Regions from separate parts of the Homo sapiens genome. Here region 1 is linked to region 2. Evidence: chromatin contacts called from ENCODE Hi-C data. All regions are on one chromosome and are shown on one strand. The core of a region is the stretch at or near the end of the contact, and the rest is flanking DNA. Distances in the headings are between cores, read along the strand shown. Region 1 overlaps TCF4 (transcription factor 4). Region 2 overlaps POLI (DNA polymerase iota).

Evidence for each region. Hi-C counts contacts between places; a loop is a spot of excess contacts on that map. Pooled maps may share reads with other maps.
Region 1: a map with no recorded cell type shows a loop between it and region 2 (12-fold over the local background). The contact joins two enhancer-like sites. A Hi-C loop is called at or near these places in 3 of 37 single-sample maps with no recorded cell type and 2 of 50 pooled maps.

What each region holds. Positions count from the first base shown.
Region 1 is chr18:55,266,886-55,269,585 of GRCh38, forward strand. The region is part of intron 11 of TCF4 (transcription factor 4); the gene reads right to left. Among named protein-coding and RNA genes, the nearest start is that of LINC01929, 140 kb to the left of the region's middle. RefSeq lists enhancers at 1,376-1,605, 1,656-1,705, 2,317-2,700 and a silencer at 2,066-2,115. Within about 2 kb of position 1,411, at least 4 of the 41 ENCODE cell types and tissues checked have a DNase peak (open chromatin) inside an H3K27ac peak, as active enhancers do.
Region 2 is chr18:54,283,898-54,286,597 of GRCh38, forward strand. POLI (DNA polymerase iota) reads left to right here. Exons shown (of 10, transcript NM_007195.3): 7 at 25-116. Among named protein-coding and RNA genes, the nearest start is that of POLI, 16 kb to the left of the region's middle. RefSeq lists an enhancer at 1,313-1,502. Within about 2 kb of position 1,279, at least 4 of the 41 ENCODE cell types and tissues checked have a DNase peak (open chromatin) inside an H3K27ac peak, as active enhancers do.

The sequences.
Region 1 (2,700 bases), core at 161-2,660, 980 kb after region 2:
GTTCTAGAGCTTGTATCTCACCCCACATGCACTGCGTTGTTCTAGTGTCAGTTCAGGACAACTGCTGACCACCAGAAAGACATATTATAACATGACACTGAGACGAAGGGCAGCAGCCCTCTTCTGAACTGAAAAAGCAGCTTCCTAAGACATCAACACCATGTATGAAAAGACTGCACTGTCTTGCAACTTTTTACCAGGAAAACGTGAAAAATGTGATGTCCATGTGTTAGTGCTCGAACCCCATTCTTAAGGCATTAGTATTGCTTACAGTCATTTTCTACAGAATCGTGTGTAATCTCAAACATGTGTCAGGCTATGTGTTCCCTATTTGCCAATTATTTAATTAGCTCTGTTTGTTCTTTGAGATACAGGCAACGTAATATTTCTTTACTTCCTGCGTTTCAGAATGAGTGAGTATATGCCAAATATTTTCAAAAGTCTGCAGATGTATCCTATTAATCCATACTGTTTGTTAGGGTAGTATCACTAACATCAGAAGAGAAAGCTTCTCTTCTTGTTATACAGACACGCTGCCATCACTGACTTCTACCACACTCAAAAAATCAAACCAAAGCCTAAGAGAACTTAAGTGTGAAAAAACATGGGCCACTCAGACATCACGCAATACTAAGGCTTATTATGCTTAAATTTTCCTCTGCATTTTCACGTACGCAATTGGTGAACATATTATTTTAAAGAAAAACATTCTAGAATGTTCTCCCTTAAAGTAACCTTAAAGTAATATCTGTATCTATGCATAATAATAAAGGTTTGCTCCTCCAAAATGCTGAATTACCATGTCTACCTATTTCCTTAAAGATTATGCATCTTTTTCTCATTCCGCTAGTGGATTTTGACAAGTGCATCCATTATTGTAAAATAATGTATGAAATAAATTTCTAAAAAGCCCTTTTCTGGGTTCTAAAAATCTCATACTTTTGTTTTTAAATTATAGCTCCTTTATTATTGTCAAGACCCTTAAATAAGGCCCTATGGTTTTTAACAAGTTAAGTCTATTCTCAGCATATAGAAGTCACCTATTGCTCCACTCTGGCTAGACCAACAAGTAGATTCTCCTGTTCATCCACAAACTAATGAAGATGACCAGCTAAAACCAAGCAAAACTCATTCCCACTGAGAGCTGTGGCTAAGCTGTCTACAGCTCATGGAGATAACCACCCTATTTCCTGATATGTCCCTTCCAAGTCATAGTGCCTCTCTCTCAAGAGGACTGTTTTGCAAATCAATCAGAAAAAGTTTTTTTTCAAACAGAGCCTAAGTATGTTTTCCTCAACTCAAGGTTCTGCTCCACCTTCATACCTTCCTAAAAAAGAAAATTACTCAAACCACAAGTAGACAGGAAATCTGTCTTGTAAAAGGATGAATGACCGGTCATCCTTCTTTATAACCAGACCTCATGACTGCAGAAAGGGGCTTTCCATTTGTCAAACCACACTGAAGTGAAATATGCTTTTCTCACTCTTTCAGTTCTGCACTGCTTTCTTTCTTCTTGTTTTTCAAATCTGCCAAAACTGCATTGATAGCTAACAAACTTCCCCATGTGACCTCTGTCTGTAGCTCTCCAAGGTCAAACTGATGCAACATATTTGTAGAAGCTTGGTTAGGAAAAGTTAAAAAAAATGGAAACTCTCTCCTCAATTTGCTTCTTAGACAGGATAGCGGAGTGGAGAGGCTGCGAGATAGCTCATCTCAAGTGTGAGATATATTATTGAATACGCAGGGAGGGCATTATTGAGGCAGAAATTATATTTCCAACATTTCAAAACACATCTCTCCTCCAACATCAAAAACTTTCCTACATAAGTGATTCACGCCACTTCCCCAAATTCTACACACTCTCTAAAGAAAACAAGTGCAAAGAGCTAAGAGGACTCAACAGCAGCATTATTCTGTTGCGCCATCTTCTCTCAAAGACATACACTGAGTATTCTCCCCACCGACGCTCTGACAGTGACATTCAGGCCAAGCAAGGAGTTAGTTTGAGCTATAACCGCAGAAAGTGACTACCTGAGAAGTCTGAGGTTTTAATAAGACCCTGGGGCACTAAGCTGTGCTGCTCATCTGAACAACAAGGTGTCAAAGCTGGTTCAGAAGCAGGTAGCTATCTCCCCACCAACTCCACCTCTTCCCTCCAGGGGCAGCTGGACATCCAGCCCAGTTCATTCCTCAAAGTGGGAATACTGACTGGGGAACCACCTATGGAAAAGACTACAGTGAACATCACAAGAAATGAGAGGATGATGGCTCAGTTCATGGGAACAGCATTCTTCTTGGACCTTAACTCATTAGTAAATGTCCTTGGTAAAAATTAATTAATTAATTAATTTAAAAAAGCAGCAAATAATTTCTGGCCAACTGATGCCCACGCATCTCCTCTCTCATAAGTGAACAAATACTTCTTCCCCTCTGAGGGACTCCACAGTGTCACATTCTCCAGGAGATTAACCTCATGTAGTTATTAGCAGTCACCTGAGAATTTCACATTAACCAGTCCTCGGAAGACAGTGGCACATCATGGATAAGAGCCTAGCACAATGACTGGAATTTTGGGAAGTGGTCAATAACTACCATTAAGAGCTATTCTGCTTTGTAGCTCACTAGTCACTGATGGCTCATCTTATGACTTTGTTCACTCTTTTTGAATGTGAGGAACAAGATAGTTTTGGTCTGTTTGAA
Region 2 (2,700 bases), core at 29-2,528:
TCCTTATTTATGCTTCTTTGATAGTCCTTTAGTGAAGAAGATTCATTTAAAAAATGTTCATCTGAAGTTGAAGCTAAAAATAAGATTGAAGAACTACTTGCTAGTCTTTTAAACAGGTGATTTTCAATCCATTTTGCCAAGTCATCCTATGTATTCATTCTATATACGGTATGTGGAAAGAATATTTGATGTTCCATCTTGGAACTGACAGATTATCTGGAGACTAAACAATGTAAAAATAATTTATCATGGGATTTCTCTGCTTTATAAACTGTTGTAAAGATGGTAATAGGGGGTCTTACCTAAATTGAATTCATTGGTCTTAATTCTGTTAACACTGTGGTTATGCTATGGATCTAAAGCTGCAGATAGTTACCTAAAGGGGTTTTATGGATATTTCTAACATTTCTAGACTTATTCTGGTCTTCAGGTGAGAAGAAGAAGTTTTAATTTTTCCCTGTGGCAATTGCAAAGCCTCTGCCCTCAACCTAATAGTTAGTTGCATTTCATTAAGTTAGTACCATGCTAAATACAAATACATGCGAAATACAAAACCCGTGAAATTAACCATTTATCTGTGCCTCTGCTAATAGTTACTTGCATTTCATTAAGAAGAAAAAAATGCAAAGAGGAATAATACTGTCATAATTCTAAAACTCCTGATACAGGAACAACTATATAAATTTGTGATTGTTGAGGATAGGAAATTATTAAAGTAACAGTGATGGAAGAAGCAGAAGAACCCTTGTATCTCTTTTGCCTCAGACTGTAAAATAAAATGGAGTCGAAGGAAAGAATGGCTAGCTGGCGCTGTGTGTGAGTAGGGTGAGTGACTGCAGGTGTGTGCAGGGTTTCTGATCTGTATGTAAAGAGTATCAACTGGGGTTATAAATATATGAGTAGTACAAGATAAACTGAAAAGGAAATTTAATTTTGTGGTGCTCCTTGTCATTATACATGTATTTCTCAATATTCCATATTCCACAGATGAGTATTATCTGTTTTCGTCCCATTTCTTTGTTTCTCCTCTTCTTGTTAGAAATTTCTCAAATTGTGGTTTCAGGGCTCTAACAGTTTAGAGTAGGTGTGCTTCTCTAATGATTCTAGGAGGACTAACTGTATTTAGAGAAAATGGTTTTTGGTTGGTTCTAAGTCTGAGAAAACTGAAGAAGTGAAATTTCCTCCAACTTTGCTGTCGTGTGCAATGTGGCACTCAAATGTCTTGAGCAGAGCCATGCAGCTCATTGTTGGCTGCATGCAGCTGGGGCTGGCTGTATGACTGGCCTCCCGTGATATGACTCAGGCTGGGCCTGCGAGTATGCTAGTGAAACTGGGTCATTTGCTTCAGCTAAATAGAAGACTACCCTGAAATGCCTAACCTTTGGAGACAGTTCTTCACATAGAAAAACCACAAGAAGTATAAGTTTTACAGGTTCTCTTATTTGAAGAGTCAACCCAGAAGTGAGACCAGGTGCTCTAAACCTGTGACATACAAAACCTGTGAAATTAACCATTTGTCTGTATCTCTGCTTCCCGGCTCCTTTTCTCCCACACCACGGGCCCTTATTTCAGTGACTGAATTATAACACCATCTAAGTGACTTGCAAAAAAAAAAATTACAGGAGTGTGTGTGTGTGTGTGTGTGTGTGTGTGTGTGTATTTGTGTATAATTAGTTTTGTTTTCTCTAGAGTATGTTATGATTAATACTATAGGTATGTAAGAAATGTAAAACCGTATTATTTTTAATCCATCCTCTAGGCACTAGTTTAAGATTGCTTACGATACAGCCTTTTTCTAATGTGTCTTAATTAGCATATCATACTCTTTGAATTGCATAATTAATATAACACGTTTAACTGGAAGATATTTAAACTAGTAACCATTTAAGGTATTTTATCCTAGTTAAGCAGCCATCGAGAAGTTTTGTCACAAAGCAGTAAGAGATAGAAAAAATTATTTACTACAGAACTATTTAATTTTTTATGTTTTTGCGATAGGGTCTTGCTCTGTCACCCAGGCTGGATGGCAGTAGTGCAGTTAGGGCTCACTGCAGCCTCAGCCTCCTGGGCTCAAGCAATCCTCCCACCTCAACCGCCAGAATAGCTGGGAAGGCACCTGCCATCAAGCCTAGCTAATTTTTAAATTTTTGTAGATGAGGTCTTGCTATGTTGCCCAGGCTGGTCTTGAACTCCTGGGCTCAAGTGATCCTCCCACCTCAACTTCCCAAAGTGTTGGGATTACAGGTACGAGGCACCGTGCCTGGCCCAGAACTATTTTTTTCAGATCAGAATCTTCAAGTTGAGTGTGTTTAACAATGTGCAATACTTGCATTTTATGTTTGAGATTTGGTTTTATATGCATTGCCATGTGTATAAAAAGGGAAATGTTATCCTTTAATGACATTTTTTCCAGTACTACTTAAGTGAATTTGTCATATCACTAAAACCTTTGTTTCAACACCAAAACCAAGACATTTGCATGAAACTCTTCTAAAAAATGCATGTACTCATATTGTATATTAATTATATACTAAATATAGTATATGCTCTTTTAAGATATTGCTCTAATAAGCTATCATATAATGGTAATAGTGATTACTCTTTAACAAAAGTAATGTCATTTTGTAAAAAAAAATCTTTTTTTTGGTAATCTCGTAAGAAAAAAGTTTGAAAAAAGTTCTTTTGTTATTTTTCACTTAT